Linked DNA regions of Mus musculus: region 1 is linked to region 2. A link is a loop called in an ENCODE intact Hi-C map of the cell type or tissue named here. Cell type or tissue: left cerebral cortex. All regions are shown on one strand. Links, peaks and the distances in the headings refer to the core of each region. The heading gives the core; the rest is flanking DNA.

The links. Peaks named below come from ENCODE experiments on the same cell type or tissue, not always from the same donor. Only the 100,000 strongest peaks of a DNase experiment are listed, where the experiment ranks them.
Region 1: it touches region 2 in a loop (4-fold over the local background); 2 of 42 quality-filtered maps call a loop at or near these places.

What each region holds. Positions count from the first base shown.
Region 1 is chr2:28,440,984-28,456,754 of GRCm38, reverse strand. It overlaps Ppp1r26 (protein phosphatase 1, regulatory subunit 26), which reads right to left and starts at 9,909. Exons shown (of 4, transcript NM_001005420.2): 1 at 9,859-9,909; 2 at 8,773-8,870; 3 at 7,847-8,063; 4 at 1,247-6,453. The coding sequence starts at 6,395. The coding sequence ends at 2,904. In left cerebral cortex, for the core only: a CTCF peak has its summit at 8,536; DNase peaks (open chromatin) are centred at 9,193, 9,999 and 10,213; H3K4me3 peaks cover 1,661 bases; H3K27ac peaks cover 1,812 bases.
Region 2 is chr2:27,531,059-27,546,829 of GRCm38, reverse strand. It overlaps Wdr5 (WD repeat domain 5), which reads right to left. Exons shown (of 14, transcript NM_080848.2): 10 at 15,116-15,191; 11 at 13,804-13,837; 12 at 13,419-13,493; 13 at 12,975-13,062; 14 at 10,295-12,073. The coding sequence ends at 11,973. It overlaps Gm25541 (a small nuclear RNA gene), which reads left to right and starts at 6,900; the gene lies at 6,900-7,025. It overlaps Gm13421 (predicted gene 13421), which reads right to left and starts at 6,404. Exons shown (of 2, transcript NR_166127.1): 1 at 6,265-6,404; 2 at 740-4,101. In left cerebral cortex, for the core only: no CTCF peak of the experiment used is centred there; DNase peaks (open chromatin) are centred at 6,547, 6,914, 7,235 and 7,794; H3K4me3 peaks cover 1,833 bases; H3K27ac peaks cover 2,029 bases.

The DNA of each region.
Region 1 (15,771 bases), core at 4,019-12,018, 910 kb before region 2:
GCACTATGGTTGGGCACTGAATTGCTTTAATTGGCCATGTCCAATAAAATGCTTTTTTTGGGAGAGCTGATGAAAGTACAAAGGTAGACAATGCCTAGAAAGCAAGCAAACAAACAAATAACAAATTATTTTAGGCTTATAATTTATAGAGAATAGAGGTTTGGGGGCTCAGGGTTCTGGAGCCTAGGGATTCCATATCAAGCCCCTGATATCTGCTGAGCATCAGTTAGATCAGGCCTCTCACAAAGCCACTAGTGCTACCACGCAAGCATTTATCCATGCTCTGACTGTAGAGGTGACATGGCCACCCGGCCTCTCCCACTGTGATGGACTGTATCTTTGAACTAAGCCAGACAGAATCAACCCTGAAGTTGCTTTTGTCAAGAGTATTTTAACACAGGGACAGGACAAGATATGAGTATGCATGTGGGACTTGCTGGCCATAGCTGATGCTGGCATAGCCCTCAGCCCAAGGGTGATGTCCTTCCCAGAGTCAGGAGCAGCTTTTCTGTTGCACACAGCACAGCAGACTTGGAAGGAAGCATTACAGAGCCTGGCTTCAGGAGACTGGACTAGTGCCACCCCGTCCTGTGTCTTAGCTAGGATTCCCATTGCTGTGAAGACACACCACGACCAAGGCAACTTTTTTTTTTAAGATTTTATTTTATTTTATTTTATTTTATGTATATACACTGTAGCTGTCTTCAGACACACCAGAAGAGGGCACCAGATCCCATTACAGATGGTTGTGAGCTACCATGTGGTTACTGGGAATTGAACTCAGAACCTCTGGAAGAGCAGTCAGTGCTCTTAACTGCTGAGTCATCATTCCAGTCCCAAAAGCAACTCTTATAAGGACAACATTTAATTGGGACTGGCTTACAGGTTCAGAGGTTTGGTCCATTATCACCATGGTGGGAAGCATGGCAGCATCCAGGCAGGTATGGTGCAGGAGGAGCTGAGAGTTCTACACCTTCATCTGAAGGCCAGTAGAAGACTGCCTTCAGACAGCTAGGAGGGTCTCAAAGCCCACCCCCATGATGACCCACCTCCTTCAACAAGGCCACACCTCCTAACAGTGCTACTCCCTGGGCTGAGCGTATTCAAACCACCACACCTGGAAGGGAACAGGAACAGGGCTGAGGGATGCTCGGTTTCAGGGCAAAGCTCCTTTCCTTTGGTGCTGTCATTGCCCCACCCAAGCCAGGCTATGTTTAAAGACCCCCAAACAAAGAACAAAGGAAGCTGTGGATAGTACTTGGTTTATTCATTAGAAAAACAAAAACCCAAACTGGATGGGTCTTATATACAAAACAAGATGCTCTTTGTTTTCAGGGGCTAAAAGCACTCAGAAAATTTAAAGTGGGAACATGGATGACGACACAAAGCTGTTTCTCCTAGAAACACACGAACAAATATCACGATGAATTTACTATACATAGAACCAGATCATTTAGGACCACAACGGGACCACAGAGCCTGCCACCACATCAAAGTTCCAACGTGGCAGATGGGGAGGATGGTTGGAGTGTGTGCCAGCATTTGGGCACTTTTTACAATTCAGACCCAGGTGCATAAAGTAGAAAACTCTCTCCCATGTCAGAATACCAATAGAATTCAGCCACAAAGTAGCCACACAGCAATCCAGAATACTGAGCTGCAGAACTCAGGGAAGACAGGTGGAATCACAACACAGATGTAATCTTCACATCTGGGCTCCAGCACATCTTCAGTTCCCAGTTGCCACAGGCACCTCAGCACCAAGGCAGTATCACTGCCAAACTCCCAGGACCCCAGTGCCTGCGGTCTGGCCTCAGCACTGGCCAGAGCCTTCTTTCTCCTGGGTAGAGGCAGCATTGCAGAAAGCCATGCAGCCTGCTGGTGTCATCACTGGTCACCCACAGCAGCTGTGGGAGGGTTTGCCCTCACTGCTTCCAGGGCTGGGGCTCACCATCACAGGTGGCTAAGGTGTTTGGAGACCAAGCCATCTCATGGCCTCACTACTCACCCATACACACATCACAAACAGGACAGTCAAAACGGATATGTGGGATCACCTTTTAGAGCCATGATTAAAAGCAAATCTGTAGCCCTTATATGAAGGGATTTATAAGGATGTTAGAATCCCCCAGCTACTGGATACTGGATGATCTGGGGTCAGCTGAGCTACAGAGCCAGTAGTGATTCCCACACTAGATGGGATGGATGGTTAGCTATTTGCTAGCTGTTGTGCTTTGAAATGTTTTCTAATTACAGGTCATGACTACAGAATCCAGGGACACCCTTGCCCCAGTGGTATCCTGACATACCTCAACCACATTAGCACTTCCAAGGTAAATGGTTGCTGCGATCTCCAGGCCTGAATATCTTCACAAGCAAAGCGGTTCCAGCCTCTGTCTCTGACCCTCACAGGGACAGGCAGAACCAAGGGTCTACTCACCTACCACACATGCACTGAGACCCAGAACTGCAGCTAGGAACGCCCTGCAAGACTGAACATTTTCAAAAAGTATTTTTTACAGCACTTTTAAAATAATTTACAAAAAACCTACAAAACCCATTATGTACCAGGACACATTCATTAAATAAAAATGTCATTTGAAGTTAGTGTACATATTTATATTTATATTAGGGGTGGATGGGAGCTGCATGGAAGGGACCCAATTTTTGCTCTTTATCTGTCATGATCCCCTACTTCCACCCTATGCTGCCTAACACACAGGCACACTCTCTCTCTCTCTCTCTCTCTCTCTCTCTCTCTCTCTCTCTCACACACACACACACACACAGAGGCTCACGCACGCACATAAACACAAAGTCACACACATACAGACAGGCATGCATGCACACACATCAGGCAAGACACGGACACTGCTTCCCACAGCCATGGCATGGCATGCCTGTCACAACTTGAGGCCTTTACTGCTCACTGTGGCACTGCCCCCATCCTCCATGGAAGTGTCACTGAATTCGCTGGCATCACTGCCCAAGGTCTCCTGGTCCTGCGGTTCCCTGTCAACCCTGTGCCGATATCTCAGGTCTAGAACTTTGTCCTCAGAGGCAGAATTCCTCCTGTCCTGTTGTCTCAGGGTCCCCTGAGCCTTCCGGCTTGGCCAGTTCCCACTGTCTTTCATTAGCAAGTGTGGGCTTCCAAATACAGGGTTGTGGCCAGGCTGGGTCTCCCTGAAGGCTGAGAATGCGGGAGCCTGCAGAGGTAAGCCTAGATTGGGGCTGAAGAGGCTGGTCTGCTTGCCCCCCCAAGAAACATTCTTCCCAAAGTGGAAGAGCTGGGTGGAGAGGAAAGGCAGGCCCTTCCTGGGGCCTGAGGAGAGGCTGGGTGGGGCCCCAGCCTGTGATGTAGCCCCTTTTTCCTTCTCACCCCTAAAGACCCCTGTCCACACTGTGCCTTGACCCGAGTTCAGCACCCATGGGCTGGATAGCCTGCTCTGGTGTGCAAAGTCACTCCAAGGAAGGACGAGGTCAGCCTGGGACCCAGGGTTGGGGGTTAGCAAGTTCTGACTGCCATAGTTCAGGTGAAAGGTACCCCCGGCGCTTCCAGCCTCGGCACCCACTTTGGCACAACTGGGCAGCTGACCGAACACACTTTCTGCCGTTGCAGTCTGGCTTCCCTGTGGGCTATGGTCTTTGTGAACGTGAGCACTTTTCCTGCTTGGCGGAGATGCTTTGGCAGAGCTGTTCCTGCAGGTGTTCTTGGGTAGTGCTGGCTCACTTCGGCCCAGGGCAGTGGTGAGGCGGGCGGTCTGCTCAGCACGGAGGGTGCCCTTCCCAGACTGGCTCAAGAGGCCGGTTGCCTGTGTCCGAGCTCTCTCTGGGCCTCTCCTTCCTTCGGCCAGCTGAGGGGTTCCCCTGGCTTTTTGGCTCCGTGTGCACACTCCAGGCTGCAACCCCAGGGTTGGGTCTTTCCTACAGGGCATCTCTGGCTTGGCAGGTCCCCCTTGAGGTTCTGTGTTGCGTATAGACTCCTTGGCCTTCTCTGCCAAAAACCTCCTGATCTCCAGCTCGATGCTGTCATCACTGTCCACTGCACTGTCCTCAGATGTGGGGCTGGAGGCTGAAGGAGGGTGGCCACTGGCTCCTGTGTCTGTAGAGGGAAGAGCCCCTTCTGGACTTTTCCTCCTGAGGAGAAAGGCAGGGGTTGCGTCCTCGCCCCCTGTGCCACCCATCTTTGCCTTCTCTGCCACACTGCTTCCTGGGCTTCGTCCTGGGCCATCTTTATTGTCCCCTCTGCACTTGGGCAGACAGCTCCGTAGTGCCTGCTGTCTGTGGTCTTTCCAGTCCCCTGGAAGGTTGCTCGGCTTCTCCCCACACCGAGTCTCTGTGCTGCCAAATCTGACCTTCTTACAGGAAGCCCGTGGGTCTCGGCACCTCTTCTTAAACTTGCGCTTGGATCTTAGCAAGTCCTTGATGGCCATGTCCAGGTCCTCGTCACTGTCCAGAGAACTGCTCTTATCCTCAGAGCTTTCCTTCTCAGTGGCCTTCCCGAGGGCCCCTTGTGGTAGGTGTGTATCACTGAGCCCAACTGTCCTGGAAATGACAGGCTGTTCCTTGGCTTCAGCCTCTCCTCCTGGGGTCTCTGTGATTTTGTTGTGCCCGAGAGGGTCCCACCCGTCATGGCCAGGCTGAGCTTTCCCCTGGATGTGGTCAGCGTCCTGGGTACTTTCTCTACCCTCCCTTATTTTCTTGGGCATTGTAGTGCTGCCTCCTCCACCTCTCCGTTTCCGTTTGCAGACCAGAGGGAGATCTAGTGTTTTAGCAAAAGGGACCTTGGGGATGCCAGGCTGGCCACTGGGGCCAGGCGAAGACAGTGGACCCTGGGCAGGCTGAGGACTCCCTACTTGTGCCTTGAGAGCCAAAAACGTTCGGATCTCTTGCTCGATGCTATCATCACTGTCAATGTTGCTGCTGTCACCTTCAGAACGGGGAGGCATGGGTTGGGGACAGAAGAGTGGGTTCCTGGATGGAGGCCTGTCGCTGCCTTCCATGGGGGCTGGCAGAATGGTCTTGGAGATGTCCAGGATCGCTTCTGCACACATCAGTTCGGTAGATGTGTCTGCTAGGCGTGAGGCCTGGCACACAGCTTCACTCTTGGCAGCTGCGTGTCCTGGAGGTAAAGAGGCTCTCGAATCCGTCAGGAGCCTGGAGAGGGGATCAGGGTGGAGGACCCCCTGGGTGGTGTCTATAACCTTGGGAACAGCCAGCTTTTTCTTGCTAGGGGGTCTCCTGTGGGCTTCAGGCAAGGCGTTTGGCTGGGCACTACCAGGGCTTTCCTCTTTCAGCTGGCCTCTCAGAGGTGGGTCCCCACTGGCCTCCTTCCTGGTTTTCTCTAGCTGGTATAGCTGGATGGCCTCCTCAATGCCGTCGTCACTGCTGGAGTCTGATGCCTGGTGCACTGGGGCCGAGCTCCTGATGCGCTTGCTGCGCCTGGCAGGCATGCTCCTCCTCACCCCACCCCTGCTCTGTGCAGCCTCCGGTCTGTGGGCGGTCAGCTTCGTGCTCACTGGGGTCTCAGGCTCTGTGGTGGGCTTAGGCTGGAAGTTTCTCTGCTGTGTGCTCATCTTTGTTAACCTGGGAGGTTTTCGGAAGATGAACTCCTTACACGTTCCCATCAGAGCTGCCCTGGCTGAGGTTTCTCGGTTCCCTCTAAGTCTGGCAGGGCTGTTGTTTGGGTCGGATTTTTTATCCACAAACCCATCACACTTCGGGTTTTCATGCTGTCTTTTCTCATTAAGAAACTGTTCTATTTCAGCTCGGATGCTCTGTTCAAAGGAGTCCTCGCTGCTCATGCTCGCTGGGGAGGTGGAGCCCTGATCTTCACTGGCTCCCACAGGAACACTACCTGAGCCGGGAGTGAGCTGTGAGGGACACGGGATGGGCAAGGTGCTGCTGTGGGCAGGCTCGGGGATAGAGGGGGCCCCTTGGGACATAGGTTCAGAAGCCCCACCCCTTGCCTTCAGGTACTCTTGGATAGCTTCCTCAATGTCTCGGTCCACGGAGTCATCACTGTCAGAATCCAGCTCCAAGGGACTGCGTCTCCCAGCTTCATCTTTCTCCAGGGCGCTGCAGTTTGCCACGAGACCACGGGCAGGGAACTCTGGCTGCTCTTTGCATACAGCAGGCTTGGGGGCCAGCCTCGTGTCCCGGGACCTCTCTGCACGTTGGCCTCTTTGGGTGAGACGCTCATGGCCCATGCCCAGGGCAGCCTCGTCCCTCTGAAGCGTGCTGATGAGCATCTGGACCCTGGCGCTCACGGAAGCCCTGGAGCCGTCCTCTTTAGCCTCAGAGAAGCAGTCTGGGAGGCAGAAGCTCCTGGGCTGCCCAAAGGCCTCCCATCTGGACTGGAGCGCCACCACTGGAGGGGCGTTCATGAGGAACATCCTAGCAGGCAGGCTGGGTGCTGAGAGGCAGGGCTTATGGGTCAGCCTGTTTCACATCCTGGGAACAGAGAGAGCATAAGGAAGGGTAGAGCTGAGCAGTGACATCAGCAAATAATCACGCCACTACAACCTAATGTCTCGTTGACTGGAGTGGCTTATGCCAGCCTCTTAGGTGTCAGTTTTGTGAGCAGTTCTAGGAGTCACTTCCGCCCTGTAGGTGGAAGACTCAGTTAAAAAAACAAAGTGCAAACTCCAGCAGCTCTTTCCTTTCCCTTCTGGGTTCGCACTTTTCCGTAAGAGGAGGACAAAGGAGACGTCATTTACCTCCCAGTGTTATCAGAAGCCACAGCAGTCTAGAAATGCTTGTCTGTGCTTTAAGAAGAATGACAACACACAGGTAAGTAGGACTTTATGGGTGGATCCTCTCTGGAAATGACCAATAAATATGATCAAAGCTGCACCATATGACAGACTCAGAACACACTTCCTCGAGCCTTTTTTTCAGAATTGCCTTCCTTATGCTGTTTCATGTGAAAAATGTCAAATGTGTATTTGACAGCTGCTACTCAAAGGCTGACACCAATTTTGCCCAATTAGCATGAAAATTTTGGTGGTCCTATCATGTGGGTAGGCCTGGAGAAAGGACTGTGTGGTGTGTAGACAGATCATGGGCTTGCCAGCTTGGAGGCCGAGGACACTGTGAAGTGTCACGTGCCTATGTGGTTAGAGCCAGGTCTCTACATATCAGCTAGGCTGGTGTCAGGAACACTAAGAAAGTTCACAGAGTCATCCTAAGAGGAGCCTAATCTAAGAGGCACTGGGTCACACGGAAAAATGCCAGCTGCTCTGTACAGCTCTCAATTCCTCCAGGCTTCTCTGATGCCCTTCTGCCTCCCAGAGATTGAGGAGCACCTGCAAGGCTGAAGGACAGAGACCTGAGTTCCTCCAAGGGAAGGCATGGAAGGCTGTTCCACCTCTAACCCAAGGCCATAGAGCAGAGCCTGACCTTCGGTTTGCTTTACTTCTATGTACTTAATCAGGACCTGCCTTTCTGACAGGCTGGGATGTGCTGTAGACATACTGAAATCCCTTCCCTAAGAGGTGGGGCTGGGCATCTAGACCAAAATCTGCTCAGAGCGACAGGCAACAAATGGAGAGGTCACTGAAGATGCAGCGGCAACTCATGGTGATTACCAATGTGTGCTTTAAGAGTTAAACTAGTGGGGCTGGTGAGATGGCTCAGTGGGTAAGAGCACCCGACTGCTCTTCCGAAGGTCCGGAGTTCAAATCCCAGCAACCACATGGTGGCTCACAACCATCTGTAACAAGATCTGATGCCCTCTTCTGGAGTGTCTGAAGACAGCTACAGTGAACTTACATATAATAAATAAATAAATCTTAAAAAAAAAAAAAGAGTTAAACTAGTATAAAAAAAAATCTATTGTAATTACTTGTAAGTCTCAGGTGTAGGCTGATGCTCTGCAAGGCTTCCAGGTGAGGTCTTCACTGCTCGGCTTGCACTTCAAAGCATCTTCTACCAGCTTTTAAAGTCGGCCGTGTGAGGGCTGGACATGGTGGTGTACACTTTTAGTCCAAGCACCAGGATAGCCTGGTCTATGCATAGTGAGTTCCTGGCTTAGCCAGGGGTCTCTAGTGAGACCAAACTGTCTAAATAAATAAACAAATAAATAAACCAGCATTTACTACCAGGATTATCATCAGTAACATCTAATTTAGAAACTGATCATGGCTTATAAATATTTTTTCTGTTATGATATGTCCTTAATGTAAAGAAAGGCTTGACAAGTTGAGGAAAAACTTGCCCTGACACCAACTACACTAACTGTGGCTGATTTGCCTCCCCTCTAGTGAGAGCCGCAGGATGGAGGGTGCTTTCCTCTACCAGCTACCCGAGCTCACATCCTGGCCATCCTCAACAATCACTTTGCTTTCCTGAGACTCCCCACAGGCACAAGGCAGTGGGAACTAAAGGGAAGAGTAACTGCTTTCACTGGCTGGAGGACCTACCGCTTCTTTGCTGTAGGTGGTGTTCAAACTGCAATACTATAGAAATCACGTAACATTTGCAGGGCTTAACTGTGAAGGGTCTGAATCGAGTAGGGTGTGGTGGGGTATGCATGCCTTAATCTCAGGTGAAGGCCAGAGGATCAGGAGTTCAAGGCTAGTACTGGTTCCTTATCTAGTTCAAAGACAGTATCTGGGCTACTTGATGCTGTCTCAACCCACCAAAGTAAACACAACAAAAAGTGCTTTCCCCGTTGGGGCAGGGCAGGGTGGGATGGGGTGAGTAACATTAATATCTTAACATGACAGCAGGTGCAGAGCCGAGGGAATAAATCAGTTTATTTCCACTCACCTGCTCACAGCTTATAACGATGGACCCAGAACTGAGCTCCTCTGACAGTCTTAATGGTTGTTGGTCCAGCTACCTGGTCAATCTTGGGAGCTGTCACTCTGGAGAACCATGAACTTCACAGTTAGAAATGTGAGCTGAAGCCAGAATTGGGGCTTTAAACTGGAGGCTCTGGGAATCAGGTTTCCAGGGTGGTTGTGGGTACAATCATCACCCCTCTCTGCCCCCCCCCCCCCAGCATGGACTCTGCACTTAACTTATGATGTAGAGGGCCCTGTACTCCAACTTAAAGTGGGTGTGGGTAAGATTTGGTCCTTAGGAGCCAGAGGTGCTGACAAGATTCGGCCCCCAGAAAAATTGTTGTGACTGCCAATCCCTGTGCACAGTGCTGGAAGCAAGGGGAGACAGATCCCCCTGCTGCCTGAGTACTGACTGCTCTTCTCACTGTCTGAGAGGGAGCCGCAGTCTGGTCTTCAGCAGGTTAATGCCAACCCTTCTCCAGTCAGTGGCAGGGCCTCCGGCTGGTCTGTGCCCCCATCCATCCATCCCCCCCGAGTAATTTTCTGGGATCCCAGGCTTAGGGAATCCGGGAGTCTCGAAGCTGTTCGTGGCAGGTCGAGAAGGCAGCCTTGAAGGCCAGGCCGGCCTCAGTGACCGGGAGCCCGCCCCTCACCTGAGCCACACCTGGGCCCGCCCGGCGCCCGCTGGCTCTCGAGGAACGCAGGGCGCAACAAGCGCCAGGCATCCGCGAGAGGCGCCTCCCGGGGGCCGGGACCCTCTCCCGTGATAACACCAGCCTCAGCCACCAACCCGATCCGGACCCTGCACGCCGCGGCCTGCACCACGAAGCCAGCCCAGCTGCCCGCCCTGCGCCCCGCGTCCCGGGAGGCGCCGGGCCCGGAGAGCGGGGAAGCACGGACACTCCCGCCCCGCCCTCCCTCGGTCGGGCGCCCGCAGCCACCGCGGAGTCCCGCGGGGACTCAGGGGCCCGGCGCGCCGTGGGAGCGCGGGAAAGGAGGGCGGGGCCGGCGCGGCGAGGGGCGGGGCGACCCCCACCCCCCACCCCGGGCCGTCTCTCCCGCCACCTACCCGCGGCGGCGGCGACCGCGCTCCGGAAGCCGTGCCCGGTGGCTGGGCATCATGGGAATGGCACGGCCGAGTTCCGGGGGAGGCGCGCGGCCCGGCCGGACCCCCGCCCGCGAGAGCGCGCCCACCTGCACTGCGAGCGCCCGCGCTCGGACACGCACGGCGCGCGGGAGGAGCGCATGGGGCAGCTTGGAAACGGCCGCGGCGCCCGCGGGACTCGGAGCCTGCGCGGGGACCCTCCTTGTCCTCCCACCCGGGGCCTGGCGCAGCTCCGGGCGCCGAGAGCGTGCGCAGCCCAGGGGTTCAGGAGGTCGCGCGCGTCGGCAAGTTGGCCACGGCGAGAGGCGTGGCCGTGAAGAGAAGGAGGGCGGCCGGACCCTCGCACATACCTTCTTTTTGGTCCAGATCCAGTGGCCCCCGCGTGCCTGGCATCTGCTCACAGTTGCCCTTCCTATCCTCAAACACAGCAAAGGTGTGCTTCCTTGCCTGCAGTTTGCACCCAGCTCAAGATTGTGCTTAGTTTGCCTGCTCTGGACACCGCGGGGCCTTCTGGGCTACCCAAGTCCCTTTACATTGTAGAACGCTTCTATATGTCTATGCACAATGCCCCCTCTCCCCACTTTAGCCAGATCTTAGAGTGTGCTTAAAGATAGGAACCCTGAGGCTGAGGAGAACTAAGCAACAGGAGTCATGCAGGGTGACCTTGCTCCACATTCACACCAGTGGTCTTAGGAACAGGTGGGATAGGACTAGCTTCCGCCAACGCGGTCAGGATTATACAGTGGAATTTCTTGGCTCTGTGGCACACTGTATGTGATGTCGGAAATCTCCCTAGTTTTCTTTTACTTTTTAGACATGTCTGGAGATTCTGTATTGATCATGTCAGGGAACAAGCCAGGCTCACCCCCGGCCCTAGGCACTCACCCTGTCTGATAAGGCAGAGGAAATGATTAGAGAGTGCCAGGGATCTGACAGGAGAAACCCCTAGAGACTTGTTATATAAATGAGCCTGACCTCAAACTTACACAGATCCACTCGCCTCTGTCTTCAGAGTGTTGGGATTAAAGGCAAGTGCCATCACACCTGGCCTGAGTTTTTGTCACTATGAAGTAATATTATGAACATTTAGAGAGAATTACACAACCAATAATACCATCACCAAGATGTAGCTGTAGGCCTATTTTGGAATGCTTTTAGTGTTGTGAGAAACACCTTTGGGTGTCCCTGAAGCCACTCTGTGTATGTCTCCTGGTCTAATGCCTAGAAGACAGTAGTCTGCTTGGGAGAGATGCGAGGTGCTGACACTTGGCAGGTGCCCTTCAGAGATGAGGACTGTTTGGTTATTTTCTACTGCTGTGAAGAGACACCATGACCAAGGCAACTTATAGAAGAAAGAGTTTATTAAGCTTACGGTTTCAAAGGGTGAGTTCATTCCACCATGGCAGGGAGCATGGCAGCAGACAGGCAGGCATGGTGCTGGAGCGATAGCCGAGAGCTTACATCTTGACCCACAAGCCTGACACAGAGAAAGCAAATTGAAACCTTTGAAACCTCAAAGCCCATGCCCAGTGACTCACCTTCACTAAGACCACACCCCCTAGCCCTCCCCAAAAACAGGTCCACCAATCAGGGACCAAGCAGTCAAACCTAAGAGCCTCTCATTTTGTCACCACAGGGATCTACCTCACTGCCTTCAGGGTAAGCAGATATTTCCCACTTCCTGCCAGCTTGTAGAGCTGCCGTACCACTGAGTCTGCAGCAGTCTCACCATCTCCCTGTCCCTCTCTCTCTTCCTCCACCCCTTCCATGCTTGGTCGGTAGCCTTGAACTTGCAATTCTCCTGCCTCAGCCTCTGGAGGGCTGACATTACAAGGATTATAATCTTTTGACTTTGGAGTTATTCTTTCTCCTCATCCTCCCTTCTTTTTCTTCCTCTGTGGTACCAGGGATTGAACCCAGGGCCTCTCATATGCTGGGCCAGAGCTCTACCACTGGGTTTCACCCACAGCCAAGGGTTACTGTTTTTATCTGTTGGTTTGCTATGCACAATTTTTCTGTTTTTCTGTAGTTTAATTTGTCAGGTGATTGACAGCTGGGCTTGCATAAGCCCGCCCACAATAGCTTTGCCCATGATGTGTTGTTAGTCAGTCTTTCTTTGCTGTGGCAGAATACATGAGTTGGACAACTTTGAAGTGGGAAAAAACAGGTCTGGAGAGATGGCTTAGCTGTTAAGAGCACTTACTGCTCTTTCAGAGGATCCAAGTTCAGTTCCTAGCCCCTGTGGTGGGTAGCTTAGGACCAGCTGATAAGTGGCTCCTGGGGATCTGATGCCCTCTTCTGGCTCCCACAGGCACCTAGACTCACATGCACACACACTTCCACAAATAAAGTAAAAGAAGGAAAGATTTATTTTGATTTAGGGTTTTGGAAGTTGCCCTTCTTGGTTGCTTGGCCATTTCTTAACCCTGTGGCAAAATAGAACATGGCAGAGCCATGTGGTAGTGACCATTATTCACCTTACAACAGCCTGGAAGTAGAGCAAGAGGAAGGTCCTGGGCTCCTTTACCCTGATGACGTAACTTCCTGGCTCTAGACCCATTTCTCTTGTGTCCTGGTTGTACCCAGAGTCTCATGCTTGTTTGGCATATGTACCACCACTAACCCATGTATCTAGCTCTCTGTTTAGTGTTTAAACATTTAGAGAATCTCCTAGGTTGCTTAGGTTAGCCCTGGACTCACTCTGTAGCCCAGGTTAGTCTTAAACGTGTGATCCTTCTGCCTCAGTTCCCTGAGTGTGCTGGGATTACAGATGTGTACCACCGTGTCCTTTCTTATTTTATTATTTAGTTAATGGTATATATATATATATACACACACACACACACACACACACACATATCTATATCTATCTATCTATCTATATATATATATATTTGAGTGTTTTTCCTGTGCTGTATGTATGTGTATGCAGTTTTATCCTGCAGTTCTGTATTCTGCAGGTAACAGAGGTAGGAAAGAGTCTAGACATTGCATGTGGAGGCCTCTGGACAACTCTGGGGCTAGTATGCCACTCGAAGCCTTCTCTTGACCCCTGGCAAGGTAGTAGAGTGTAGAACTGTGAAAGGCAGCCTTGTTTCCAGTTGAGCTAAGGCTAGAAACCCCTGTGACCCTAAAGGGACAGTAGGCATTTCACCTGATCCCCGGGCACCAGGCTCCTGTCACTGGCCTCAGTCCTCCATAGATTTGTGGCTTTCAGTCATGTAAGGGCAATGCCCAAGGCCCTCCACAGGTAGAGGACACAACCTGTGGTCACCTAGCCTCAAGACAGATCTCCATTTTAATGAGATACCTAAAGGCCTAGAGATTTAGCCAATAATCTCTCTTTCCCAGACGCTCCTCCCTGCAAAGTGTATTTAATCTCAGGACCACCCTAAGAAGTGGGGTACGGGGGGCTGGAGAGATGGCTCAGCGGTTAAGAGCACTGACGGCTCTTCTAAAGGTCTTGAGTTCAATTCCCAACAACCACATGGTGGCTCACAACCATCCATAATGAGATCTGACACCCTCTTCTGGAGTGTCTGAAGACAGTTACAGTGTACTTACATATAATAAATAACTCTTAAAAAAAAAAAAAAGAAAAGAAGTGGGGTATGGTTTTACTCACCCACTTTCCGCTATGACAATAAATGCCTTAAAACCACGGACTGCCTCTGTTCATCGAACTCTGCCATGAAGACCTTTGCCTATAGAGCCCCTGTCTAATCTCCTGTAGAAGGCCTCTCCTGGTTCCCATCCACGGCCAACACCAAGCCAAGCCCAAACCTGCTGCCCCAACCACCAAGTCAAAGATGCTCCCCTCTGGACCAGCTAGAGCTCCCCTCTTTTCCCCCTCCACACCCAGTGGTTTCTGGGTGCCCAAGAGCCTGAGAACTAGACAGCCCCAGCCTCTTTGCAGGCCCAGCCCAACCTTCACCCCACCCCCCAGCCCCGTGCCAGCTCCAGTAGTGGTCCTGCACCTCAGACTGTGTCATCTCCCACCCCCAGAACAGTGTCCCTTGGTTTCTCTGTAGCCCAACACCCACCCGGCAAAACTTCCAGCATCCCGACTACAGCAGAGTTCCCTGTGGCAGAGCGGATGCAGGATCCCGACCAACCCTATAGTAGAGACCTTCTTAGGACCTCTAAAGCTGGCACTCTCTGTGCATGGTGGGTTTTTTTTTTTTTTTTTTTTTTTTTTTTTTGGTTTTTTGAGACAGGGTTTCTCTGTATCGCCCTGGCTGTCCTGGCTGTCCTGGAACTCACTTTGTGTGACCAGGCTGGCCTGGAACTCAGAAATCTGCCTGCCTCTGCCTCCCAAGTGCTGGGATTAAAGGCATGCGCCACCACGCCCGGCTCTCTCTGTGCATTTTGATAGGTTATTTCTCTGCCAGTGAAATGAGCCAATTCAAACCAGATTAGATTAGATCAAATGCAGGTTTAGTGGGAAGCTGCTCTCTTCCCAAGGAAGGAGGCCAGGAAGTCACCATGGGAAGGGACAGATGGGAGAGGAGCAAGAGAGAAAAGAAGAAAGAGGGGGGAGGGAGGGAGATAGGGAAAGAGGGAGAGAGCAAAATGTCTGGGTTATATAGGGAAGAACTTCTGGGGGAAGGGCAGGATTGGGGGGCAGGGTATGCCAGGTAGGGACTGAGGAATGCTGGGAGAACTTGGAGGCCAGGTCTGCTTTGATATGTAAAATATGCACCTCGGTCCCTTTTCTTGGGGTCTAAAACCAAATACATATGTGTATATGCATGCATGTTGTCATGTGGATAAGGTGGTCAGAGGACAATGTGAGGTTCTCTCCTTCCACCATTTGCACCCCAGAGCTGAACTCAGGTCATTAGGTGTACTGGCCAGTTTTGTGTGTCAACTTGACACAGGCTGGAGTTATCACAGAGAAAGGAGCTTCAGTTGGGGAAATGCCTCCACGAGATCCAGCTGTAAGGCATTTTCTCAACTAGTGATCAAGGGGGAGGGCCCCTTGTGGGTGGTACCATCTCTGTGCTGGTAGTCTTGGGTTCTATAAGAAAGCAAGCTGAGAAAGCCAGGGGAGGCAAGCCAGTAAAGAACATCCCTCCATGGCCTCTGCATCAGCTCCTGCTTCCTGACTTGCCTGAGTTCCAGTCCTGACATCCTTTGGTGATGAACAGCAACGTGGAAGTGTAAGCTGAATACACCCTTTCCTCCCCAATTTGCTTCTTGGTCCAGGAATAGAAACTCTGACTAAGACATTAGGGTTGGAGTCAAGTGTCTTTACCTAATGTGCTCTTTTGCCTGTCCCTCTGGGAACTTTCTTTGGGTCATTTTGCAGATGGAAAGACAGGGACCTGGGTGGAGCCCTAATGGTAAACTACAAGGGGCCCTTTGTTATGAAAGAACTCACTTGAAAATACTTACCATTGACACCCTTACTGCCAACTCCCTACCCTTCCCCTCCCGCTTAATCTGAGAAAATGTGACAGTGAGCAGACCCTGCTTGAGAAGACAAATAAGACCCATACTTGGGACGCTGCCCTGACTGTGTCACAAGATATGTGTGTGTCAAGTTGTGTGGGTCTGTGACCTGTGAACATTGTCCTGAAATTAGGCCCACAGCACTGTCCCAGTGCACAGCACTGACCAAGTGCACAGCACTGACCCAGTGCACAGCTGCAAAGGCTGTTCTTTGCTTGACAACATAAATATCCCTACGAGGTGACTGATGGGAAGAAAGTAGTAAAAGTTGGTTCTCACCCGGGCAGCGGCAGTGACTCAGTTCTAAAGAAAGATTGTCTTGTGCAAGAGGAGGGGGCCCAGGGTCATAGACATATGCAAACCAAACCAAACCAAACCAAAACCAAAACCAAAACCAAAACCAAAACCAAAACCAACTAAACA
Region 2 (15,771 bases), core at 4,317-12,316:
CACATTATGTGTAAGGGGTGTCCCTGCATGGAGGCCCAAAGAGGCCATTGCATGAAACTGTGAAGGTGAAGCCTGAATTTGGTTGGAGACCCCAAGATGCTGGAGGTACAAGACTTGTGTGATGCCTGCCAAGGAGAGCTACAGACTGTGCGTGGAACTAAGTCGAGAGGAAGTGTGTTGCAGTGAACACAATGACAGGAGTTGGAGACCTGCAGAGCACTTTGATAGCAGACACAGAGCTGCAGAGTTTGGAGTTTGCCCTATTGGGTTTTGGTCTTGCTTTGGTCCAGTACTTCCTCACTATGCTCCATTTCCCCGCTTTTGTAATGGTAATGTATATTCTGTGGCATAGCATGCAGGCAATATGTGGCCGGTTTTTTATTTTGATTTTACAGGGAGTTAACAATTAAGAGATTTCCTTGAATCTCAGAAGAGGCTTTGGACTTGGAAGCAGCCTTGAGCCGAAGGGCCTTTTAAAATTAGACTGAATGAGGTTCTTTGCATTATGATATGGCTACAAGCCTGTGGAGGCCAGGGAATTAGATGTGATAGTTTGAATAAGAATGGCTCCTGCAGGCCACCAGGGAGTGGCACTACTTAAGAAGGATTGGGAGGTGTGGTCAGGTGTGAGGAAGTATGCTGCAGACCCTCTGGGCCCCTTTGTCTGCGTGGAACGGGTCTCTAGTCGCGGGTGGGCAAAGCGTCGGATGAATTGACAGACAGATGCACACAGGAGAGGTTGTGTAGAATCTGAATGTATTGTCAAATCGAGCATCAAAATTTTTATGTAGCAGACAATAAGGAAGTTGGGTGACACACCAGCAAGGTACAAAGAGGTTACTGGAATCTTACATAAAACAGAGGAATGCAAACACAGAAGGTCTAACGGGAACCACCTGGGATAGAATTCATTGTTAACAACTGGGATCAACAAGGGCTCCACCTAAGATTCACTTAATCTTAGAAGCCAGGGTCAAGGGCTTCATGCCCTTGCCACAGTTCCTATTTTAGTCTATTGTATAGTCCACCTTCCCCTTAGGCCATTGTAAATACGTGTGTATGAGTGTAACACTATAGTTCTAAGTATCTATTCTGGTTTCTCCTTTGGTCTGAAACTTCCTTCTTCCTTAGTGATGGTAAATTCCTGTATATGGGAGCGACTTGGCTTTTATTCAAAGTGATAGTACACTATTATAGTACCAGAGGCTATTCTGAATGTCACTGAATAGCAACATTCTTACTGAATTTCAAGCCCATGGTCTTGCTCAAGGACGTTCTAGGACTGTTGGAACACTGGCAGAAGGCTTTAGCTATGTCAGAATTCAATCTTAAAAGGCACTTATAATAGGATAATACTAAAAGAGAGCACATGGATCCATACACTAGACTAACGCGGGAATGGAAAATTAATGTATGGATTAGAGAGAACGCCAGACTCCAGGAGCGAGTTTCCGTGAAACTCTTTTGCCTCGTGAGTAGCTTTCAAGCCTCAGCCTGTCAAGCTGACTCGACCGGAGAGCGTGGCAGGAGTATACCACTCAGGAGTGGGCTTTGAGGTTACAAAAGCTCAAGCCAGGGCTAGAACTTTTAATTTTTTTCAAATTCTATTCTTTTTTTTTTCTCCCCTCTCCCCTCAAATTCTATTCTTAATGGTGGCTCTTAAATGCTTTAACCTCCCTTGTAGCCCACCACCCAACAGAGGTAGTAAAAAAGAAAGGATACAGGAAAAAGTGGACCTTTTAGAAAAGTTCTTTGAGCAACTCCCATCTGTGCTGTATGAATATCAGCAGTTCAGTTCACAGGTTAGCAGGCAGCGGCAGCTCGACTCCCTCGCAAACACTTCACAGATACACCAGCAGTCCAGTTCAGTAGTTAGGTTAGCAACAGTGGTGACAGGGCCTAGCAGAGACAGCCAGGCCTCAGCAGGAGGGACCAACAGGAACAGTAGAAGTTCTCAGCTGTGCCTCTCTCAGGGAAGTGAAGATCAGCAAAGACTTGAGACTAAGGATTTCAGGAGCAAATTACTCGAGCCAGTCAGCATCTGCTGTTTAGAAAAGATGCTTTCTTGGGACCAATCGGGGTGTGGGTGGAGGATAGTACAGGAGCTGTAGCAGCGTTCAGTGAGCTTGCTGCAGTGTTTCTCCACCTGCTCCCAGAATCTGTGTCGTTGACTCTGCCACCAACTCACTCTTAACCCCCAAGGGGAAGTAGGGTATGACAGAGAGAGCTGTCCAGGGCATGGTCAACACACCAGCCAGCCAAACTCTGTCTCCATCACTCCATGGAGTCCTATTTATACCCTCCAAATACCATGTGCCCTGCTTCAGCATGTGTCTTGCCTCAGCACCACTCTACGGAAGCAGTACATGTGTGTTGTTAGCAAAGAATCCTTCATTACTTGTCCTTTCATGTGCTTGCTTTAGCAGAACATCCTTTCTCCTGTGTCTGCTTCAGAGAAACGTTCTTTCATGTGTTTGCCCCAGCTAACTTTCCAAAGAACTCTTAAGTTACCTCTTCACAGGCCAATATCTTTTTCTCCCTGCTTCCAGTGGATCTGGATGTAGAACTCTCACCTACTTCTCCAGGACCATGTCTTCCTGGGTGCCGCCATGCTTCCTGCCCTGATGATAATAGTCTAACCCTCTCAAACTGTAAGCCAGGCCCATTTACATGTTTTTTTTTTTTAAGATTTATTTATTTTATGTATATGAGTACACTATAGCTGTCTTCAGACACACCAGAAGAGGGCATCAGATTCCATTACAGATGGTTGTGAGCCACCATGTGGTTGCTGGAATTTGAACTCAGGACCTCTAGAGGAAGTTGGCACTCTTAACCACTGAGCCATCACTCTAGCCCCATTTGTTTTCTTTTGTTGTTGTTGTTTTTGTTTTTCAAGACAGGGTTTCTCTGTGTAGCCCTGGCTGTGCTGGAACTCACCCTGTAGACCAGGCTGACCTCGAACTCAGAAATTCGCCTACCTCTGCCTCCCAAGTGCTGGGATTAAAGGCGTGTACCACCACCACCCGGCCATGTGTTTTCTATTATAAGAGTTGCCATGGTCACTCAATCTCTCACTGCACTTCAAGAGGGCACTGACTAAACAGGTGGTTCTCACCTGAGACATTCTTCCAACAGAAGAGGATACAATGGAGATTGCACGTCTGGGGAGGAATTGCTTAGATTTTTAAGCTTCCCAGAGGCTCACAAGCACAGACTTCAGCTTCTTGTCATTTTTTTCCCTTGAGAACTTCAATTTAACAGAACCCTTACTATATTTGATTAAAAAAAAAAAGTCATGTGTGGTATGTGTATGTTTGCCTGTACATGTATGTGTAGCACCCAGTGGCTGACATTGGAGACCTCCCTCAATCACTCTACACTTTTATTTCTTGAGACAGGCTCGCTCAGTGGACCTGGAGGTCACTACTTCAGCAAGCCAGTGAACTATAGGGACCAGCCTGTGTCCATACCAGCCCACCCCCACTGTCTCCGGCACTGGTTTAGACCCAGGCCTCAGACCTAGCTTTTCTGTGGGTGCTAGGGATTCAAACTCGTTTCTCACACCTGCAAAGCACTTTGCCCACTGAACATCTCCCAGTTTGCTTTTGAGTTACCCTAGTGCCCGCCCTTTTCTGTCTTTCTTTTTCTCATCTGCTCAATTGCTTTAGCACTTTACAACCCAACTTGAATGCTGACTGCAGTCACTGAGGTCCACAAGAGCCTCTTCTACCTGACCACGGTCTTCAGGGCTCAGCCATGCCACAAAAGCTAACACCAACACCAAAGTTCCTGCTCAACTCACGTCCTTCACAACACACCACAGGCAGACCCACTTTCCTTACTCTCTCTTCTATGTTCTTCTATCATGTTCTTCCCAAGAGCTCCATGTTTGGGATCCCAGGAGGGGCTCTTTGGCACAGACGTGACTGCGTTCTCTTTCCTTCATGCCCCTGCACAAGCTGGACTTAGGTGGTGTCCCAATTTCATGTCTGTTACTGTGATAAAACGCCTCGACCAAAAGCAACGGAGGAAGGAAGGATTTATTTCAGTTGGTAGTTCCAGGGTACCGTCCATCTTCGAGGGCAAGTCACGTCACACCTACATGCAAATTCAGACAAATGAACACACCCATGCTTGCTGTATATACCCAGCTAGCATCCTTCATATCTATATAGTATATAAAGATTTTTTTAAAAATATATATATGGCTTAGCAATTAAGAAGACTTGTTGTTCAGTAAAAGACTGGTTCAATAACAGTTTAATGGCAGCCACAAGCACTCTAACTCCAGTTCCAAGGAATCAGACACCCTCTTCTGGCCTCTGCATGGACATCATACACAAACATACACAGGCAAAATTCTCATAAGCATATCATTTTTAAAAGTAGTATTTAAAAAAATATTTAATGGACATTCCATTAAATGTGACTCTCAGTAAACAGGTTAGTTTTAGTGAAATATGTCTTATGAAATATTTGGGACATAATACTTTAAAAAAAAATTCATCGTTTTATCTGACATTCCAGTTTAGCTGTGTGTGTTCTATCTAGCAACTGGTTAGTGAAGTGACCCGAACAATTTTGGCTTCTAGAACTTTCTCTGTGTGCAGTTCGTGACGTCCTTGGGAGCATTTAAGGACAACCACCAGTCCAGAAGTGGTGGTTCTGCTCCTTTCTCTTCGTGCTCCAGAGTCTAGGCACACGGAACCAAGCCGTTCTACCTGTAGCCCAGCCCAGCCTGCTGGCCTCGGCAAGTTCTCATTGATCCTTAAACCCTGAGGTATCAGTGAAGATTTGGCCTGGCATGGTTCATGACAAGGACCTCAGTGAGAGAAGCCCTATGCTGACCAGACATAGCACCATGGGCCTTCCTGTGAGCAGGTGCTGGTATGATAGACAAGGGAACAGAAGGTGTGTTTATCACAGCTCAAGGCCCAGAGGCACCAGCAAAGCATGTTCTACTAACGAACAACAAAGAGCTTCCCTGTTACCCACAGGTTCTGCAGGTTGTCCAAGAAAGAACTGTGGCCTAGTAGGCTCTCCCAGCATGGTCCCGACCCTAAGACACCCCTCTAGCTGCCTTTCCTTACCCTGAGACACGCTTTGTCTCTAAATGTGGCGGTGGACCTCCACCTGTACCAAATGCAAAGCCGGGCCATGACAGTAGGAACCACAGAGGACCACAGAGAGGATTCAGTGGGTAAAGACATGCAGTGACTGATGTGATGGCCTGAGTTTGAGCCCAGGGACTCGCATGATAGAAGTGACTCTGAAAAGCTGTCAGGGGACAACATGGCTTTGTTTTATTTTTAAAGCTGAAGAGGCCTGCTCTGGTGTTCCTATGGGACCGGCTGCCCCCTCCTCCCACTATTTGCAATGAACTTTCAAGCCCATGAAGAGGATGTAGCTGTGCTGGTGCCAAACCAAAGCTGCCAGTTCATTCTCCCAGCTCCGGGCAACACCAAGATCACCCAAAATGTTGCTCCCAGCCTCAGGTCCAGCTCCCACCCCCAGAAAGCTGACCCAGACCCTGGCCCTTGCTCTCTCATGCAGACAATGTGCAGAGTAATCTGCTCTGTCTTTCCATCTGTGAGCAGATTCCCAACTACGGCCAACAAGCTTGTCCTAAAACTTCCCAGTAGAAAAACCTGACTCAATAATGCTAGCCTATGGCATGTGGTACTGCAGGCCTTTAATTCAGCACTGGGAAGGCAGAGACGGTCAGATATCTGAGTTCAAGTTGCTATGGTCTACACAGCACCCTCCTGAACAACCAGGGCTATGTACAGTTCTACATAGCCCTAAATAATAATAATGCCAGCGTTCCAGATGTGATATGCACGCCCACTCCGTCCACGGTATCTAGCTGAATAACCCTTTGACTCCTTCAGTACCTGGCCATGAACCTGCCTTAACAAATTAAGTCCTGTTTGTTTCCAGGACACGTCTCCTTCACCTAGACTGGGCTGGCTTAGTACTCAATTTTCCTGACTGCCTGCACTTCCCAGGTACAGGTATGAAACACATGCCCAGCTAACTACGGACTGCTGTAAAACACAAGCAGCCCGAAAATTACAAAGTAAACACAGCCGATACATACAGCTCCTTCACTGTTTGTATGCATATATGTGCTCGTGTGCACTAGGCCATGCGTTTGAAAAAATGTGCATGACACTTGTACAGGTGTGAGTATGCCTGTCCCTCTTTAGATACGTGTGCATTCTTAACACACCGTGGTTTTACGAAGGGGACTGATACTACCAGGTTGTTCTAGATCGATGGCTTCTTCAATAAAATGGACTTAACCGAAGATCCCCGGACGTGGATACAAAAGCAGGGACAACCGCCGTCGTGTAGAACAGTCCTTCCCTTCCTCGAATCCTGAGCGACAGCTGACGTGTAGCCAGCCTTCGCTGCGCATGCGGAGACACGGTGGCGGGAGCCGAGGAGTATGCGCAGACTCCGTACACAGCCTCCCCCGCACTTTCAGCGTTTACAACCCGTCGCCCGGAAATCTAGGAAGGATTAACAGGCGCTCGTCCTCTGATTCGTGCCCGCCCACTTCCACTTCCCGCCGTCCGCAAGCGTGTCCCGGTTGGACGTGCGCCTACCCTGTTTTGTTTCCGGGGAATCTGCTTTGCCCAAGAACGTTCACAACTTCCGGTGTTCCCTTAGGCCTGTGATTGGCTAGTTTTATGAATTAATTAAAGCGTGTCGGGTTTGAAATAAATAAACCGTTTTTACTTCTAAATAACCGCGCTGAAATTATCAAACCACCAAATAAAATATGATACTTTTCAGTAACAAGCTTTTGTGACTACTAAACAAAATTCACCATTATCTAAAAAGGTCCGATATTGGGAGCTTTAAATACGCCGCGGGAGGAATGTACTTCTGTGTTGTATGAAAGGAGAGAAGGTTAGCACTCCCCTTGACAAGGATGGAAGAGGCCCTTGGGCCTAACAACACACATACGGTTAAGGCATTGCCACCTACTTCGTGGCATCTAACCACTGTTTTTTTTGTGTGTAAATTTGGAAGCTGAAGGATGTAATCTTTTTTTTGTTTGGTTTTTTTGTTTTTATTTATTACGTATTTTCCTCAATGACATTTCCAATGCTATCCCAAAAGTCCCCCATACCCTCCCCCCGAAGGATGCAATCTTATACAGATTTCTTGCTCGAGATTTTTATTCTAATCACCATCCCCAACTCTCTTACCCAGCATATTTGGGACAGATGTAAGTCTACTTCAAACAGGCAATTTCATTCTGAAGCTTGGAGGACTGCCATGTGCAGTAGCTCAACTTGCCACCTACTAAGAGCTATTTGCTCATCAACTTCGGATATTGGGGTGTTCCTGACAGACATAAGGCACTTAATACTCAAACAACAAATGACCCTGAGCACTACTCCAGACGGTGGGGAGTTCATAAGGGCTCTCCTAGAGCAGGTGGTACAGCTTTCTTTATTGACTGTGGCACCAAATCTGTCTTTAGTATCAGAAATCCAAGCAGTGGATACAGGTATGTGTATACTGTGATCACAGTTGAGGTGTATGCACATTTGTGTGCATGTGCACAGAAACACATGTAAACAAATATATACACTCGCTGGGCAGTGGTTTCTCACCATGATGATAATGGATTGAATCTCTGAACTGTAAGCCAGCCTCAGTGAAATGTTTCCCTTTATAAGAGTTGCCTTATAAGAGTTTCCCTTTATAAGAGTTGACTGGAGAGATGGCTCAGCAGTTAAGAGCACTGACTGCTCTTCCAAAGGTCCTGAGTTCAATTCCCAGCAACCACGTGGTGGCTTATAACCATCTGTAATGAGATGCCCTCTTCTGGTGTGTCTGAAGACAGCTACAGTATATATATATGTATATGTATATGTATAAGAAGAGTTGCCTTGGGCTAGCAGTGGTAATGCACGCCTTTAATCCCAGCACTTGGGAGGCAGAGGATTTCTGAGTTCGAGGACAGCCTGGTCTACAGAGTGAGTTCCAGGACAGCTAGAGCTACACAGAGAAATCCTGTCTTGAAAAACAAAACAAATATAATACACACACACACTCATATGCATTTAAATTTAAAGAAAGAGAGACAAAGAGAAACAGAGAAGAGAATGTTGTTTATCAGACTGGGTCTCAGCTGGTCTTGAACTCTCAATACTTATATACCAAATACATCTTAAAAAAAAAAGTCCTGGGGTGGAGAGATGGCTCTACAGTTAAGAGCACTGACTGCTCTTCCAGAGGTCCTGAGTTCAATTCCCAGCAACCACATGGTGGCTCAGAAGCCTTCTTCTGGTGCGTCAGAAGACATCTACAGTGCACAGGACTGGAGTGGGGGCCAACCAGAATGAGCAGAAATCCTCTGAATTCAAATTCCCAACAACCACATGATAGCTCACAACCATCTACATTAAATAAATAAATCCTGCCTCAGTGAGATTAGAGCCATACCTGTCCCTTGCTTGTGTTTAAGGAATATACTTCAAAGCATTTCTCAAGATGTTAGTTGTGAAATGTCATCTCTGTGTGCCTTACTCTAAAATATGCAAAATTGAGGTCATTTTAAAACAATCCCAAAAAAACACCAAGGAGTTTCAAAGCTGATACACCCTGGGGATAAACAGACCCACTCGCAAAGGTGTCAGGGCTGCACCCCTCCTCAGGAACCCACTGACAGGCAGTCATACTCAGGCCCACACGGCTAGAACCAAGTCCTTAGCCAAAAAGGAAGGTGGAAACCTTTAAGGCATTGGGCCATGGAGCAACACACTTCTCTTGGAAGGTGGAGGGAGGCTCATGAACTCCAAAAAGAAACTTAGTCCCAATAAACTGAAAGCTACAGGACTTATAAGGCTCCTCCCCAATTGCTAGGGAGAGGCTGGCTCAAGGTTCAAGAGCACTAGCTGCTCTTCCAGAACTCAGGTCCACTCACAACCATCACAAGGATCAGACCCACTCTTCTGGCCTCCATAGCCACCAGACACACACATGGGATATAAACACAAAGCACTCGTATACATAAAGCAAATATTTCTGGGCCATTCTGGAACTAGCTCTGTAGACCAGGCTGGCCCTGAACTGACAAGAGATCCATGGGTCCCATACCTGGGATTAAATGTGTGCCACCAACATGGGGCACATCTTTAAAAATGCTAAGCAGAGACTCCCACTGTGCCTCCCACTGGCTTGGGGAGCTCCAGGGCTGTCACTCAGGCTGGGCTGGCTGGTTTAGGACACTCACTGATCAAGTTGGATTTGTTACCTGGGTTAGACCTTAAGTTCTCTAGTCTTAGTAACTAGACTTTAGTTCATGTCTGCCCAGAAAAGGTCACAGCCTGTGTACACCAAGAACACAGGGCACCCAGCAGAAATCCATATAAAGCCATTCCATTAGGCCAATGTTGCATGAACAGCTGCTTGTGCCCAGTTCCAAAGCCACTTATACTAAAGCTACTGACACAGGATCCATGACACCGTACTTCAGAGATTTACATTAAACCCATCAAAAGTAAATTATGCAGACTTGGGAGCAGGGAAGACAGCTGAGTGGATAATACACTTGCCACATAGACCTGAGAATCAGCATGCATCCCTAGCACTGGTGTAAATGCAGGGCAGGCACAGCAGCCTGCCCGCCTTCCCAGCATCCACAAGGCTCCCAGTTATGCTGCCCGGCTAGACTAGCCAAATTGGAAAGCTTTGGGTTCAAGTAAGAGAACTACTGAGGTGGGGAGCTATCAAGAAAGTTATCTGGCATCACTCTACACACATGAACCATCACACATATGCACATTACCTAAAAGAAAAGCAAATTTTTTGGGGAGGGGTTGTGCTGAGCAGATGGCTTAGCACTTGAGAGCACTGACTGCTCTTCAAGAGGTCCTGAGTTCAAATCCCAGCAACCACATGGTGGCTCACAACCACCCGTAATGAGATCTGACGCCCTCTTCTGGAGTGTCTGAAGACAGCTACAGTGTACTTACATATAATGAATAAATAAATCTTTAAAAAAAATTTTTTTTCTCCCTTTGGTTGTTATTTGAGCCTTGGTTTGTGTAATCCTAGCACTAGCTCCGCAGACAGGCTTTGCTTGAACTTAGACCCTCCTGAGTGCTGGAACTAAAGGTGTGCTCCTCCACTGCCTGTTCTGCTAAAGAAATCCTTATTGAGTGCCAACCAAGTGGGAGGGAATGACAGGTAATCCTCTGATCTCCACACACCCAATGAATGCACACAGAATGAATTCCTGGAAAAAACAAACTTATATGGAACAAAATTACAAGGCATGAAAATCTTTATTTTTAAAAAGAGAATGTATTTTTACATAAATCTACAACAGAGTTCAACTGTAGAAAAAATAAACTATACTCGGGGATACTGTGCTCGACATGGCAAGCAAGCTCCCTCCCTCAGGAGGAGGCCGCACACCAGGCCACAGCTGGAAGGACCTTACTACCCTCCAGAAACCCCAGCAACATGCCCACAACATTGACCAGAACCCAGGTTCATCTATCCAACAGACGCCAGGGGCCCCAGAGCCCATGTCAGTGTGACAAGCCACCCTCTTTAACAATGGCTTCTTCGATGTGATAGCCCATTTACACACCATCTCCCTCAAGGAAGTGACAATGTATGGGGTTTCTTTTCCAATACCTTTGGATTCTTATTATGCACGATGGAGGGAGAAAGGGCTGTCAGGACCACAGCTGGGGACAAGCCTTGGCAAAGGCAGAGTAGAGCAGCTACTGCCCTGGGTGATGTGGCTTCAATACACATCAGTGTTGGCCTCACAGATGGTTGCTGCTGCAACCAGAGCAAACCCAGAATCTCCTTTCCACCCATGTCTGTGCCCAGCAGCCTCCGCCACCCATCTGTACTCCCAGAACCTCTGCAGTCTGCTCCACAGTAGGTCACCCTGGGTTCAGCCAGCAGCAGTTGTGAAAATGCTGTGTAGTCCTGAGCTTGGCCACTACCTCTTTCCAGTCCTGGTCACCTGAGGCGGTGACCTGGGGCGGGGGCCAAGGACATAAGAGAGGTTTGGTGGGTTTAGAGGCCAAGGCAGGAAGCTGTACCTGCTGGGGCAAGCACCATATTGAACTCCTCCCTCCTGCACAGGTGACCCTGAGCCTCTCACAGAATAAAGAGGTCCAGAACCTCACTACATGGTGCCTTTCCAAGACTTCCTTCCACTCTTTCTCATCTGAGGTTCTTCCTCTCCAACACTCAGCACCCACAGCAGCCACTGGGAAGAAGAGGCACAACAAGGATCCATCCTCCCAGAGACCTTTCCAACTCCTGCCAGGAAGGGAGGAGGGCTTTATAAAGCCAGGTGTCAAAGAGCCTGGTCAGAACTCAGGGCCACACCCAGTCCATACCCACCTTTTATTACAGTGTGTGTAGCTTACTGAGTGATACCAGTGAGACAAGGAGACATTTCAACCACTGAGAGGTCAGTGTTGACCTATGAACTCCAAAAGAACAAAGGGACTTGACACGGATACAACTTACAACCTTTCTGTGTTTCCAGAAACTCATGGAAGCACGCTGGGTACTATTACAGGCAGGAAAATTGAACAAGCAGGCCAGGGCAGGAGGCAGGGAATGGGAGTAGGGCTGTAGGTCCTGTTCCAGTGTGCACTGGGCAATACAATACCAAAACAACAACCACAGAGAAAAACAACCCATGAGGAGCTGAACTCACTCTTGTAATAAAAAAATTAAAAATTTGTTGCCTCTGAGCACAGAACAGACCAGGAACTTCCCCAGGCAGAGACAGAATTGGCAAGAAATATCACAGTGGCTATCAAGACTCGGTAGTGTGCACTCCCCTGAGCCGACATCTTCAGATAGGAGGTGCACCAGGCCTGTCAACCCAGCCTGGCCCCATGCCTCTGCCCCACATGTGTTTCTTGCCAATCCGGGTGGCTTCCTTAAGTCTCCCATGGAGCCAGGACTTAGCAGTCACTCTTCCACAGTTTGATTGTTTTGTCGTTCTCTAACGCTGCTGAGGCAATGATGTTCTCTGTCGGGTGACAAGCCGTGGAAATCACAACATCTGAAAGGAGAGTAGTCAGGGAGCCACTCTAGGACAAGCAGTCCCAGCACATGCCTCACTGCCCTCAGGAGCACAGGGAGCACCGCAGGGTTCAGGGGAGTGCTCAGAATGCCAGAATAGTAACAGGCATCTTAGCCTTGCTCTGCTGGGCACAAGGCACTTGGTGGGTACCCAGCAGGGTCTGCACACCTGTCTACACTGGTCTCAGGACTGACTATGCCCACTTGCCCCCTACTATTCCTGAGGTTGTTCTACCTGAGCACAAGGTAACCATACATCTGGGCAGGGATACTGGCATTACTGAGATGGCATGCAGTCCACTAACCCTGCTTGCTCCCTGGTGCTCAGGTTCCACAGCAAGTGTGACCAAGCCACTCCCAGCTGAAGACAACTGCTTTTTCAGAAAACGAGCTCTCCACTCCTTAGGGTTGCAAAGGAGCACATGATATCCCTGCCATCCCTGGCCCGCTTCAGAAAGTAGACAGGGAAGAACTAGAATGAGGTAACTCCATAGCTGGACTAAGTTTTGCAGGGGAAACAGAAAACCAGCATCCCTGAAAGAGGCTGAGCCTACAGGAAATGTGGGCTAGACACTCTCCATATTCATGGAGTCCTAGTCTCTAAAGTGAAGTAAACAAGCTATATTCCTATGAGGCTTGAGTCTGACTTAAGACCCAAAAGCCAGCCATGTCCAAGACCCTAGATAAGAGCCCTTGATGCTGCCTCCAAGGCTGATCATAGGCCTTCTCAGGCCTGCAGGGCTGGGATGGCAGGGAAAACAGAGTAGCAACACCTGCTGTGTGTCCCTAAACCCCAGAGACAACCAAGCACCTTGGGGAACTGAGAGGCTCCCCTGGGTGGCTCCACCCACCCGTGTGGCCTATCTGCAATAACTACCCACCTGTGTGACCCTGCAACTTCTGCACAATCTCCTTGGTCTGCAGATTCCAGATATACACCAGGTTATCTTCAGAACCAGACACAATCCACTGCAGCATCGAAAGAACAAGCAGGCAGTGAGGACAGGCAAGAAAGACATCAGGTGATATGCTGAATAGGTAGCACAGGCAAGCTGGCTGCGGTTACTCTAATTAATACCTATTTCCCCAATTTAGGGACATGCTAAATGCCTCCCACGGCACCCTCAGTCACTGGATCTATCCAGTCACCACCTGCTCTTAGATCTTCAACCATATCCAAGTGCAACACACCACAGATTCATTCAAAACGACAAGTGTGGGTTTGTTCCATAGGCTTAGGGATGCTTCATAAAGACAAAAAGCCACCTGTGATGGGTGGCCTCTTAGAGAGCTAGCAGGATAACAACATCTCAGTGGAAACTCACCTTCCCGCCTGTCACGGAGAAGTTGGCAAATATGCAGTACTTCTCATTCTTGTGGCCAGTGTATGTCTTCAGGCACTGAAAAGGTAGGTGTGCATTGTTAGCACCCGTGGTTAGCTTTCATTCCAGAGCATTCCAAATTCTGGGTACATACACCTGACTGTGTGAACATGCTCTCTAAATATTCTAGACATACACAAGGCCCAGACTTTAACGTGCAGACTAGTCATTCCTAAAACATATCTTTAAAGGGAGTTGTACCATACTTGCTCATCAGAAGAAGATGCCCAAGTCCCTCCTGCTGCAACTCATGGGTTAGCTATACCCCCCTCAACCTGTTACCTGGGACTGGCATGCAGGCCAGACCGGCCACATGCCTGAAGCTCACCTTCCCCTTGCTGTAGTCCCAGAGCTTCAGTGTGCTGAAAGACAGAGAGTGGGAGTGAGGGGCAGGCCATCTTTGGCACGCCTTGCCTCCCCTGATGCCACCGTATCCTAACAACCGTGAGTCAGGAAAGAAGATCCTCTAGTTCACCAAGCCCAGCCACTCCGTGACACACAAAAGCAAACACAAGGACCTTAGTGCTCAGCTCAGAAACAGGCTGAAGAAACAGATTGCTGGTTGTCTTCCCAAAACTAGCAGTTAGCCAGAAGCAGAATGTGGAAAGCCATGTTGGCTCCAGAAACACCCAGTACAGGTGCCACAGGAAGAGACTCATGCCGACCTTGGAGAAGAGTGGAAGACTAACCAGAGGAGTTACAGAGACAAAGTTTGGAGCTGAGATAAAAGGATGGACCATGTAGACACTAGCATATCCGGGGATCCATCCCATAATCAGCTTCCAAATGCTGACACCATTGCATACACTAGCAAGATTATGCTGAAAGGACCCTGATATAGCTGTCTCTTGTCAGAGTATGCCTGGGCCTAGCAAACATAGAAGTGGATGCTCACAGTTGGCTATTGGATGGATCACATGGCCCCCAATGAAGGAGCTAGAGAAAGTACCAAAGAAGCTAAAGGGATCTGCAACCCTATAGGTGGAACAACATTATGAACTAACCAGTACCCCGGAGCTCTTGACTCTAGCTGCATATGCATCAAAAGATGGCCTAGTCGGCCATCACTCGAAAGAGAGGCCCATTGGACACGCAAACTTTATATGCCCCAGTACAGGGGAACGCCAGGGCCATAAAAGGGGAGTGAGTGGGTAGGGGAGAGGGGGTGGGTGTCTATGGGGGACTTTTGGTATAGCATTGCAAATGTAAATGAGCGAAATACCTAATAAAAAATGGAAAAAAAAAAAAAAAAAAAACTAACCAGGATAATGCCATTCAGGCAGCTCTCAAGAGCTAACTTGGCCAGGTTCCTTAGAGACTTTGTACAGTGTGTGCCAGATTAAGTGAGCACCTAAGAGGAGGTCATCATGTATGGCAGTGAGATTATGCTGCGTGAAGATGCTCAGAGCCTGGGAACTGGCAGGAACAACTAGGTGTCAAATCCTTCTCATACTAAAACTAGCTAGAGTGGACAGTCCTTTCTTCAACCCCTCAACCCACAACCCAAGAACGAACTCTTAATGCAGATATAAAAGAGTTCAACTGGACAACTGGGAGAAGAAACAACACAACAGACAGGAGAGGAACCCCACCAACGAAGAAGACTGTGAGCTCACTCCTCAGGGAACTGAAGCACTCACTTGTCCAAAGTTGCAGCCAGGATGTATTTGCCATTTGGAGAGAACTTCACGAAGGACACTGGAGGATTGTCATCATCTACACAGAAGAAAAACAGGCTGATCTTTGGCAGAGTCGAGATGCAAGTCAGCTCCCAGTTACCCATGTTGACTGTGTGGGGACCCTGCCACCATCACTCTAGAAGGACACCAGAGAGCTTTGACATGCCATCACCTTCCCTGGCCGTTCACATTCTTAAGTCTTCACCCAGTGCCCTGCCAACAAGCCTCCACCACATAAGGAAGGAGGCCCAAAGCTCTCCAGCACTGCTGAAGAACTGATCCCCTGAAGAAAGCTGCCTGACCTAGGGGGTCTTAGAGACAACCGCCCATTCTTCAGCCAAGCAAGTTCTCCTTTCTTGATGGCCTTGCCTCTGCCTCCTGAAGACCAGGTTGCTGACTTTAGCCTCAGCATTTGGCAAGCGGGGTCAAGGCTGGGGTGTTGCACTGCTGAGCAGCCAGGCCTCCAACAAATTGCCCACATAAAAGCTGCTTTCCAGAGCACAACAAAGTCATATCCTTCTGCACAGTGGGCCAATGCGGAGAGCGGGGAGGGCCCTGCCCCTCGCCTGGGTAAGGAGAACGGATCCTGAGGTGGGCCTGCTCGGCCAGCCAAGGAA